Linked DNA regions of Homo sapiens: region 2 is linked to region 1. A link is a contact called in ENCODE Hi-C or POLR2A ChIA-PET data. All regions are on one chromosome and are shown on one strand. The core of a region is the stretch at or near the end of the contact, and the rest is flanking DNA. Distances in the headings are between cores, read along the strand shown.

Region 1 (6,222 bases), core at 1,765-4,264:
AGAACAGAGGGTGTCTACCAGGAATGGGGTGCTGTTGCTACAGAGTCCTGGACCAGGATCAGAGATTGCAGCTCCTCTAGCTTCTTTCTGTAGGGATGACTTGGACATCTGCCCACCCTTTGTCATTTTGGGCCTGTTCTACATCCCAGACAACTAGATATAGGTCTCAGGGTCACACTGTGACCTCCAGCGATCATGCCCTTCTCTGGGCTTCAGTTCCTTGGAGCAGCAGCTACCAGTCACCCAGAACTCACTGTGTGCAGGCCCCAGGCCAAGGCTTTTGTGTAATAGCTGGTTCAGTTATCCTGTCGGGCCTGTAAGGTTGACCCTGTTATCACTGCGTTCATTTTATAGTTGAGGAGACTGAGGTACAGAGAGGAAAATTGCCTTGCCCAGGACTACATGCTGGTCACTGGCAGAGATGGGATTCAGTGGTCTAGGGCCCATCTTCTCTGGGTTTCCACTGCAGCTCAATCCCCTCTCTGTTTTGTTTTGCTTTGCTTTGTTTTGTTTTTAGGAGACAGGGTCTCGCTCTGTTGCCTAGGCTGGAGTGCAGTGGCACAATCATAGCTCACTGCAACCTCGAACTCCAGGGCCCAGGTGATTCTTCCATGTTGGCCTCCTGAGTAGTTGGGCCTGTAGGTGTGTGCCACCATGCCAAGCTAACTTTTTTGGGTTTTTTGTAGAGGTGGGGTCTTGCTATGTTCCCCAGGCACATCTCGAATTCCTGGGCTCAAGCGATCCCCCTGCCTCGGCCTCTCAAAGTGTGGGATTCCAGGTGTGAGCTACCGTGTCCAGCCCCTCAAAGTGTTGGGATTACAGGTGTGAGCTACTGTACCCAGTTCCTCAGTCTCCTCCCTTTAAGATGAGCTTCTGGCCCTCCCACAGGCTTTTGTGAGGACTGGGCAAGTGGTGGCTGGGAGAGGCTTTGGAAGTGTGAAGAGCCCAGGTAGGCAGGCACAGTGGCTCATGCCTGTAATCTCAGCTACTCGGGAAGCTGAGGCAGGAGGATCCCTTGAGGCCACAAGTTCAAGACTCTCCTGGACCACATAGTGAGACCCCGTTTCTTTTTATTTATTTATTTATAGACAAAGTTTTGCTCTTATTGCCCAGGCTGGAGTGCAGTGGCATGATTTTGGCTCACCGCAGCCTCTGCCTCCCTGGTTCAAGCAATTCTCCTGCTTCAGCCTCCCAAAGTGCTGGGATTACAGGCACCTGCCACCACGCCTGGCTAATTTTTTGTATTTTTAGTAGAGATGGGGTTTCACCATGTTGGCCAGTCTGGTCTCGAACTCTTGACCTGAGGTGATCCACCTGTCTCGACCTCCCAAAGTGCTGGGATTACAGGTGTGAGCCACTGCGCCCGGCTGAGACCCCGTGTCTACATAAAAATGCAAAAATTAGCCAGTTGTGGTTATGCATACCTGTAGTCCCAGCTACTCAGGAGGCTGAGGTGAGAGGATTGCTTGAGCCCTGGAGTTCAAGCCTGCAGTGAGACATGATTGCACCACTGCACTCCAGCCTGGGAGACATAGTGAGACCCTGTCTCAAAAAAAAAAAAAAAAAAAAAAGCCTCAGGTAAATGAAAAGGCATTCCTGAGAACAGGGTCTTCCCAGCTTTCTGGGGCTGTGCTGTGATACAGATGCTGAGAGCTTGCGGTACCTAGGTTTGGGTTTTGGTTCTACTGCTTCCTTCATGAGTTTCTTGGTCTCTTTGTGCCTCAGTTTGCTCATCTGCAGCGTGGCAGTGATGCGATAGGAACCTGCCTGTCTCTAGGGTTGCCCTGCTGTGAAAGTCGGGTGGTCAGTGGGACTTGCAGTGGGGGCTCTCCTCAGCCTGCTCACATCCTTCTCTCTCCCACCCCTGCACAGGTCTCTAAGGACATCTCCATGCGGCTGCATAAGGAGCTCGAGGTGGTGGAGAAGAAACGGGCGCGGCTGGAGGAGGAGAACGAAGAGCTTCGTCAGCGGCTCATCGAGACTGAGCTGGCTAAGCAGGTGCTGCAGACGGAGCTGGAGCGACCGAGAGAGGTGAGGACCTCATGCATCCAGCAGGGCCAGCCTAGGGCAGGTGGGCACATGCAAGCCCCCCCAAGCCAGTGTCTCTGTGAGCCCCCGCTTGTGGGAAATGGGCAGCTTATGCCTCCCTGGCAAGGTTGTTTATTCATTCATTCCTCCAACATGCATTTCCTGAGCACCTACTGTGTAAATTGTGTGCTGGACACTAAGGTTACAATGGTGAACAAAACACACCCAGTTCCTGTCCTCAGGGAGCTCACGGGGTAATGAGAGAGAGAGTCATTCATCAAAGAACCACAGCCGCTGTGGGAGGATTAACTGAGAAAACATGCAACAATGTCAGGCATGGGGCTCAGCCCTCTGTGCCTCAGTTTCCTTACCTATACAATGGGGCAGTGGTGCCCTGAGTCATTGTGAGGACCAACAGGAATAACGCATGTGGAGTGGCTGCAAGAGACTGCGAGATCCTGCCATTTGGTGTGAAGTCAGTGCAGGGGCTGGGTCTCAGGCCAGTGTCTCTGGGGTACTGGTGCTTCCCGAATGTGACCCTGAGACACATTCCTGTCTGTGTTTGTTCATGCCAGTTCCTCCCCTGGCAGACCTTCTCCTCCTGTTGTGTGTTGGGTATACAGTGTGTTATGCGCCCTGCTTGACAGTTTATCTCAAACATTTTCATGCTAACAAGGTTGCGATCATGCCCATTTTGTGGATGAGCAAACAGCCCCTGAGAGAGAGGGAGGGACAACCTCAAGGCCATGCAGGGCTCAGGGGGTTCTGCAGAATGCCGGCTAGAAACCATCAGCCTAGGTGTCCCTTAAAGGCTGGAATCCCCCCATTCCAGGGTTCTGTGTTCCAAATGGCCTGGGGTGGCTTCTGGCCCTAGAGGCAGAGCCAGGCCTTAGCTCTCTGCCTGCTGATGAGATATGAGGATCGTGCATTCTTCTAGGGCACACTCCTCGCTGCAGGCGCTGCCTGCCTTCCTCCCCCGAGGGCGAGCCTGCCAGTGTCCTTGGACTGAGACACCACAGCCCAAGGCCAGAACATTCCTCCAGCCATCCTTCCCACTGGGTGTGTTGGTGTGATGTGCCAATGCCCTCTCAGTGTGCAGGGAGAGGAGGCGTTTGCTGCTAAGGGTGGCTAGCCCCCTCCCTTCATTCAGCTGCCCACCCCCATGGCCTGGCCCATAACACGGAGCACCATCTTCACACCGTCTTGCTGCTGCAACCCTTGATAGTGAAAAGGGGAGACAATTTCTGAAAGCATCTTAAGGTCACGGTACAAGTAATGAAACTGAGGCTCAGGAGGAACAGCTTGCCTGAGTTCACCCAGCCTCTCCTTAGCAGAGATGTGGCTGGAACCCTGAAGCCACTTCCCCTCTCTAAGTCTCAGTTTCTTTATCTGTGACATCAGGATAAGCAAGCAAACAAACAAGCAAAGCCTGCACGGTGGCTCACACCTATAATCCCAGCACTTTGGGAGGCCAAGGTGGGCAGATCTCTTGAGCCTAGGAGTTCGAGACCAGCCTGGGCAACATAGTGAAACTCTGTCTCTATAAAGAATGCAAAAATTATCCAGGTGTGGTGGTGCCTGCCTGTAGTCCCAGCTACTTAGGAAGTGGAGGCTGCAGTGAGGTGAGATCGCACCACTGCACTCCAGCCTGGGAGACAGAGTGAGACCCTATCTCCAAAAAAAAAAAAAAAAAAAAAAAGGGGGGTCCAGGCACAGTGGCTCACGCCTGTAATCCCAGCACTTTGGGAGGCTGAGGTGGGTGGATCACCTGAGGTTAGGAGTTCAAGACCAGCCTGGCCAACATGGCGAAACCCCATGTCTACTAAAAATACAAAAAAAAATTAGCTGGGTGTGGTGGCGGGCACCTGTAATCCCAGGTACTTGGGAGGCTGAGGCAGGAGCATCTCTTGAACCTGGGAGGTGGAGGTTGCAGTGAGCCGAGATTGCGCCACTGCATTCATTCCAGCCTGGGCGACAAAAGTGAAACTCCATCTCAAATAAATAAATAAATAAATAAATAAATAAATAAATAAAGCAGGATGATAACTGTACGCAGCCTATGAGGTTGTTTAGGATCATTAATAAGATTATGTAGCCATAGAATACTATGAAGAAATTAAAAAGAATAAGATAGTATGGCAGTTCCTCAAAAATTAAACATAGAACAATCATATGATCCAGCAATCTCACTTCTAGGTATATCCCAAAAGAATTGAAAGCAGAGACTCAAAGAGATATTTACACACCCGTGTTCATAGCAGCATAACTCACAATAGCCAGAGGGTAGAAGCAACCCAAATGTTCATCAACAGAGGAATGGATAAACAAAGTGTAGTACACATGTATAATGGAAAACTATTCAACCTTAAGAAGGAATGAGGCTGGGTGTGGTGGCTCATGCTTGTAACCCCAGCATTCTGGGAGGCAGAGGTGGGCAGATTGGTTGGGGCTAGGAGTTCAAGACCAGCCTGAGCAACATGGCAAAACCCCGTCTCTACAAAAAATACGAAATTTAGCCAGGCATCTTTGTGCATGCCTGTAGTCCCAGCTACTAGGGAGGTTGAGGTGGGAGGATCACTTGAGCCCAAGAGGTTGAGGCTGCAGTGAGCTATGATGGTGCCACTGGACTCTAGCCTGGGCTATAGAGTGAGACCCTGCATCGAGAGGGAGAGGGAGAAGGAGAGGGAGGGGGGAGGGGGAGGGGGGAGGGGGAGGGAGAGGGGGAGGGGGAGGGAGAGGGGGAGGGGGAGGGGGAGGGGGGAAACAGAAAAGAAAAGACCAGCACTTTGGGAAGCCAAGGCAGGCGGATCATGAGGTCAGGAGATCAAGACCATCCTGGCTAACACGGTGAAACCCCGTCTCTACTAAAAATACAAAAAAAAATTAGCCAGGAGTGATGGCGGGCACCTGTAGTCCCAGCTACTCAGGAGGCTGAGGCAGGAGAATGGCATGAACCCCGGAGGTGAAGCTTGCAGTGAGCTGAGATTGTGCCACTGCACTCCAGCCTGGGCGACAGAACGGGACTCCGTCTCAAAGAAAAAAAAAAAAGAAAAGAAAGTATTTGGAATTTATTTGTGAAATTTTTAAAAGAGGTAAAGCTTGTAAAGAGCCCTTTGTGGTGCCTGGTACAGAGTAGGTGCTCAAGAAACACTGGTTCACATCCTTTTGCAGCTGGTGTCAGTGAGGCTGGTCTAGCTCTCCTCGCGTGCCCTGTGGTGTCTCAGGCTTGTGCACAGGAGGCGGGAGCCTGTGTTTATTATTTGCTGTTTATCCTCTCCCTCCTCCGTCTCTTTCCTGACATGGTTTCTATGGAGACGAGGGTCCCTGAGCAATTCTTCTGCCAGAGCCTCAGTCCCATCATCAAGATCTGCCGTTGCCATCCTGACAGGCTGCCGAGGTGGTGCTGTCACCCGGCTGGGAACAGGAGCCCCTGGCCTGAGCTGATGTGGTTGCCATGGAGACAGCTCTCCGCTAGAGAGAAGGGAGGTGGCAGACCCTGGCCGAGGGCTGCGGTGGCACTGTTGCCCAGCTACCCTCTCTTCCAGTGTCACACCCCTCCTTGTGTTTTAGGCAGAAAGCCAATACGAGTGTTGACGTGATTTATTATGGTATAGCTGCTGTGTTTGAGCCCTCACTCTGTGCCAGGCACCACAGAAGCCTTGACCACACCAGCACATTGTTTAACCCTCCAACAGCCTTCCCACGGACATGGTGTGGTTGTCTTATTTTATAGGTGCCACTGTTTGTTGGCAATTTTAAAATCATGATTTAATTCCCATATCATACAACTCACCATTTAAAAGTGTACAGTTTGGGCTGGGCACAGTGGCTCACACCTGTAATCCCAGCACTTTGGGAGGCCAAGGCGGGTGGATCACCTGAGGTCAGGAGTTCGAGACCAGCCTGACCAACATGGTGAAACCCCACTTCTACTACAAATACAAAAATTAGCCAAGTGTGGTGGTGGGCGCCTGTAATCCCAGCTACCTGGGAGGTTGAAATAGGAGGAGAATTGCTTGAACCCGGGAGCTGGAGGTTGCAGTGAGCCGACATCCCATCATTGCACTCCAGCCTAGGCAACAAAGCGAGACTCTGTCTCAAAAAAAAAAAAAAGTGTACAATTCAGACCAGACACAGCACTTTGGGAGGCCGAGGCAGCAGGATTGCTTGAGCCCAGGAGTTTGAGACCAGCCT
Region 2 (5,417 bases), core at 77-2,576, 35 kb before region 1:
TCAGAGCTCAAGTCCTCCTGCACTGCTCCTGGTGGGGACGTGTGGGGTCAGGGCAACCGTCCCAGCCCATGCCAGCCCCCACGGGGGCCAAAACCGCCTTCCAAAGCATCCGCTAGGCTGACATCTCGTAATAGGTCCCCTCCATTTTATTTTTGTTTTTATTTATTTGTTTATTTTTTTGAGATGGAGTCTAGCTCTGCCACCCAGACTGGAGTGCAGTGGCGCGACCTCGGCTCACTGCAACCTCCGCCTCCCGGGTTCAAGCGATTCTCCTGCCTCAGCCTCCCGAGTAGCTGGGATTACAGGCACGCGCTACCACGCCCGGCTAATTTGTGTATTTTTAGTAGAGACGGGGTTTCATCATGTTGGTCAGGCTGGTCTCGAACTCCTGACCTCGTGATCCACCCGCCTCGGCCTCCCAAAGTGCTGGGATTACAGGCATGAGCCACCGCGCCTAGCTACGGGTCGCTTCCATTTTAGCCGTACAGAGCCTGAAACCCGGGTCGGGGGCGCATGGGGAGAAATATCCGCCGGTCAAGGTGCGCGAGCCAGGCATGCACACAGGGCTTCACGGTCCCTATGCCAGGAGAGGGAAGCCGAGGCAGGGGGAGCCCGAGCGCGCCCGGGAGGTGTGAGCTTTGGGTCCCATCGGCGCCGCCTAGACCGTGAGCTTGGCGCGTGCACCCCAGGCTTCAGTTTACGCATCTGTGCGATGGGATCGCGGCTCCGGCGATGCCGGCTAAGGGGGCGGAGTTCGCGCACGCTCGGCACGGGGCGAGGGGCGAGGCGCTGGGCGTGCATGGATGCGGGTTCCTGCGAACTGAGGTCCGCCCGGCCTCGGCCCGGGAGTCCCGGCTCCCGCCGCTCTCGCAGGCCCTGCCCGGACGCCGGGCGCAGGGGCGCCTCCGCCGGGTGCCTTCCCCGAGCGGGCAGGGGAGGAGGCGGCGGAGCGGAGGAGGAGGGAGCCCGGGCCGCGGCTGCCCGCGCCAGCCTGACCCTCGAAGGGGTCGCTGTTGCCTCGCAGATCCCTCCCTCGCTCCCTGCCTGCGTCCCTCCCTGCCGCTCCCGCCGCGTCCGCCTTTTGTTCGCGGAACCGCGCGCCCCCGAGCCGAGGCGGCGGGGCGGGGAGCTGGCGGGGCTGCGCGGGGGGCGGGCTGCGCCGGGCGGAGCCGGGGCCCGGGCCGCAGCCGGACTCGGAGCCCGAGGGAGCGATCGGCGTGCGGGCGGCGGGGGCCCGGGCGCGCTCCGGGGGCGCGGCGAGGCCGAGGGGGCGGGCGCCGGGCGGAGCCGCAGCCGGAGCCGGGGCGCCTGGAGGCGGTCGGGCCGCACTCTCCGAGCCCAGAGCAGCGGAGAGACCGCGCGGCGGGGCTTGGGACGGGGACGCGGTGTCGGGGCCGAGGTGGGCCGAGAGCAGCCGCAGCCCCAGCGGCCGGAGCCGCGCCGGGTCCCTCCCCAGGGACGTCGAGGCCGGGCGGGCCTGGGCCATGCGCGCAGCTCGCTGAGGCCGAGGGAGGCCGCGATGGAGGCGCCGGCGGCCGAGCCCCCGGTCCGGGGCTGCGGTCCCCAGCCCGCGCCTGCACCCGCGCCTGCCCCGGAGAGGAAAAAGAGCCACCGCGCGCCGTCGCCGGCCCGGCCCAAAGACGTGGCCGGCTGGTCGCTGGCTAAGGGCCGCCGCGGCCCAGGCCCGGGCTCAGCAGTCGCCTGCAGCGCCGCGTTCTCCTCACGGCCGGACAAGAAGGGGCGCGCAGTGGCTCCCGGGGCGCGCGGTGCGGGTGTGCGGGTGGCCGGGGTCCGCACCGGGGTCCGTGCCAAGGGCCGTCCGCGCTCGGGTGCGGGGCCGCGACCGCCACCGCCGCCCCCCAGCCTCACGGATAGCAGCTCGGAGGTGTCGGACTGCGCGTCGGAGGAGGCGCGCCTGCTGGGCCTGGAGCTGGCGCTGAGCAGCGACGCCGAGTCCGCGGCCGGGGGCCCGGCGGGGGTCCGTACGGGGCAGCCGGCCCAGCCCGCGCCCTCCGCGCAGCAGCCCCCGCGGCCGCCCGCCTCCCCGGACGAGCCGTCGGTGGCCGCGTCGTCGGTGGGCAGCAGCCGCTTGCCGCTCAGCGCCTCGCTTGCCTTCTCCGACCTCACCGAGGAGATGCTGGACTGCGGGCCCAGCGGCTTGGTGCGGGAGCTGGAGGAGCTGCGCTCGGAGAACGACTATCTCAAGGTGGGGGCGCCCGGGTAGAAAGGGAGGTCGCAGGGGTCGCCGGCTGTCACAGTCCCGCGGGCCTGAGGCACCAGCCGGCCCTCCTTCCCACTGAACAATCCGGAGAAAGGGGCCCAAGCCCTCTGGGGACCACTCTGAGGTGGATCTGGGGCTCCCTCATTCCCCCCGCCCCCTCTCAACTTTATTTGGGAAGCGCGCTCCTGAAAAAGACCTTGGAACTGGCTACAGGGCCCTAACCTGGGAGCGGGGACTTGAGAAAGCTTTGGAGCGTTCTGGGAGGCGTTGCTGAGGTGGGGGTGGGTAGCCAGGGAAGGGATGGATCTCTGCCTTCAGCTGCCCAGAACCTCCACGCCCAGGCTCTCCTTCTTGGGACGGGATTGATAGACACCGCCGCCAGGGAAACCTGTGGCCATCCCCTGCCCAGGAAAGGCCTGAATGCCATCCTGAGTCGTTACCCAGGGCTTTCCCGGGCGCAGGCCTGTCTCTGCCTGCCTTTCTGGGCGGGTCCAGTTTGAAAGCATGACATCTGGGAACATCCCCTTGGCTGGAGTCCACTTCCGCCCAGCCTAACGGTCCCACAGCCTGGAGGATGATGTCGTGGGAGAACCGGTTCAGAGGCAGCTTCCTAAATCCCAGGACAGTGTCTTTTGCCCTCCCTGGGGCAGACCTTGTGCACACAACAGCCCCATTGGCCCCTCGTGGCCAGTGCCTTTCCATGTTCGCAGTGAGAGGAGGGCAACTGCCCACCTGGAACAGGACTTCCCTGTGGCCATGTGGGGACCCTAGGGCTTCCCCCGGACAGCAGGCTTTGCCTTTGCTTTTTCAGTGGACATGAGCACCTACTGGGTGCCAGCCGGGCTCCATCTGCACGCTTCCAGGTGCCATGGCAGCTTTAGGGACAGCCCAGCTTGCACGTGTTGACCTCTCCCTGGGAGGCTGGAAGCTTCCTGAGCTCTCCTGCCGCTGGCTGGGCACGGTTTTGGAGGAGGCTGAAATGTTGCCGACTCTTGTCAGTGGATGATGGCCTGGCACAACACCCAGAGTGCCCCTGGCTGTGGAGCTCACAGCATGCTGCTGGTTTATGTCTGCCCTCAGCACTTAGGTTTTAACTTTTCCTTGTGGCTCTTCTGACCAAATGGGCTTCTCCCTCATTAGAGTGTTGGTGTCTTGCTCAACTATGTCTCTGTCTCCCCATTTTCCCCGGGATCTGCTCTCCAGCCTGAGTTCTGTAAATGCTTGTAGTATGGAAGGACAAGGTCTGTCTGAATCAAGAGACACCTTTCCCCAAGCCAGGCCTCAGTCTCCTCATCCGTTAAATGGGAGGATGTCTTCCCAAGGGCCGGGTTCGGTGTTGGCAACTGGGAGTTCAGTCGGCTCTTTGAGTCTTCAGAAGCCGGTGGTAAGGAGAGGGCAAGTGGAAGGTGAGGAGGAGGAGGGAGGTGACGAGCCAGGACAAGGGTCTTTTGCTCCTGCCCTCTTGGTGCTCTGAGCTGCTTCCAGTGAGTGCTGCCTGAATTGGCCTTAACCGAAACTCTGAGTTCCTCACCCCTGCCTCCCGGTTCCTGCTACTCACTCTGGTGAAGGGGGATGGGTTGCAGAGCTTTGCTTCAGGGCTCCTAGGCACCCATCTCCATGGGCCCCTGTCCATCCCAGGAAGTCATCAGGCTCTGACCCAAAGTCTGTTTGAGGCACCCATGACTGTTTAAAGGGGAAAACAGTCCCAGGAGGCTGGGGGTTGAGCCCGGGATCTCACAGGGGCCGGGGTCCAGCTGGGGACATCCCACGTTTGGGCCAAGATGGAACCGTAATTTCCACCATTCATTCAGTGGCTCAGGCTTCGTGCTGCTATTGGATCTGGGGTCTGTCGCTTCCTGACGGCGTGATCTTTGGCAAGTTACTTAAAGGCCCTGGACCTTTGCTTTCTCATTTGTAAAAATGGGACAGTAACACGCTTTCCAACCTCAACGGTTAAATGAGCTGATTCCTGCAAACACCATTAGAGCACCTGGTATGTAGTAAACCTCTGATCACTGCTCTTGTCAGAGGCACGGGACATGTTTCCATGTGCACCCAGCCTGTTCTCTTGTGGATTCTGTGAGGGCAGAATAGATCCTCTTCATCACCCAAGGCAGGCTGGGCTCTTTCTCCTGGCCCCTCATTGGTTCATTCGGCAGCTGTTTATTTAGAACCTGCCGTGTGCTAGGGCAGATCTGGGATACAGCTGTGGACAAGGGAGGATGAGGTGTCTGTTTTCATAGAGCTTTTGGGGAGACCAGAATTAAACAATAGTCATACAAGAAATCACAACACAGATCATAATGAGGGTAAAGGGGACAGTTTGCCAGGAGCACACGAAGGTGGGGGCTGGGGTGCACAGGGAGGCTGAGGGCTGCAGGATGCCGTGGAGCCAACTGAGTGAGGGTCTGGAGTAAGAAGATTTCAGGCTAAGGGAAATTGGAATGCTCGTTGAGTTCAAGAACAGCGCTAAGGCCAGAGAGGGGAAGGAGTGTGGGTAAGAGAGGAGAGCAAGGCCAGCCCATGCCACTTCTCACTGTGTACATTTGGGTTAGTCCCTTAACTTCTCTGTATATCTGTTTATCCCAGCCGCCAGCCTCACAGAGGCAGGGTCAAAATCCAGAGACTAAATGTGGACCATAAATAGAGGGGTTATTACTGGAGGTGTTGTGTTGTTTATTCCACAGATGGGAAAACTGTGGCCAGAGTGGGTCCCAGAGCAGGGTCGCTAGGCTGCCAGGGCTTGGAGTAAGCATGTGTTAGACTCTTGATGTGTTTTCTGCCTTTCTGGACTACTTTGCCTCTAAGATGCAGAAACTGAGTACAAGGGAAAGGACTCCAAATCCCCAGTATGTCCCCTGCAGGAGCAGAGTTGAAGGAGGTCCCACCAGGTCTGGTGGGTGGCCCTGCTCAGGCTTACCTCCCCCTTGTAGGGGTCACTGGGAACTGTCAACTGCGAAGGACTGTGATCTCCAGTCTGGTATGGTCTGCTCTGGGGTCCAAGTGAGGAAAGCATAAATCGGGCAACTCTCTCCCAGTGAGAAGATAGAAGGAGCTTCTACAGAGAAGGTAGTGAGCTCACTGTCACTTTAATTATTCAGAGAGAGGCGGGATGACCTTGCATGCTTGGATAAAGATAGAGGGTTTGTGGAATGATTGCTTGAGAAGGGTTCAGAGGGAGATTGATGTGGTGGCT

Evidence for each region. A loop is a pair of places that touch in the nucleus more often than their neighbours do. ChIA-PET counts read pairs that join two places held with the same protein, here RNA polymerase II (POLR2A). Pooled maps may share reads with other maps.
Region 2: a loop to region 1 is called in a map of heart right ventricle, with 5 times the contacts of the local background. The contact joins the promoter of MTCL2 here to the enhancer-like site in region 1. A Hi-C loop is called at or near these places in 46 of 168 maps with a recorded cell type or tissue (B cell, CD14-positive monocyte, GM12878 and 28 more), 27 of 37 single-sample maps with no recorded cell type and 40 of 50 pooled maps. POLR2A ChIA-PET finds 5 or more read pairs at or near these places in 39 of 52 experiments (A549, AG04449, AG04450 and 33 more).

The regions. Positions count from the first base shown.
Region 1 is chr20:36,824,863-36,831,084 of GRCh38, reverse strand. MTCL2 (microtubule crosslinking factor 2) reads left to right here. Exons shown (of 15, transcript NM_080627.4): 3 at 1,873-2,031. Among named protein-coding and RNA genes, the nearest start is that of MTCL2, 36 kb to the left of the region's middle. RefSeq lists enhancers at 2,863-2,972, 3,473-3,532. Within about 2 kb of position 3,014, at least 6 of the 41 ENCODE cell types and tissues checked have a DNase peak (open chromatin) inside an H3K27ac peak, as active enhancers do; they include B cell, GM12878, heart left ventricle and 2 more, where a contact is called at or near this core.
Region 2 is chr20:36,859,447-36,864,863 of GRCh38, reverse strand. MTCL2 (microtubule crosslinking factor 2) reads left to right here and starts at 1,326. Exons shown (of 15, transcript NM_080627.4): 1 at 1,326-2,206. The coding sequence starts at 1,520. RefSeq lists silencers at 617-1,506, 1,577-1,726.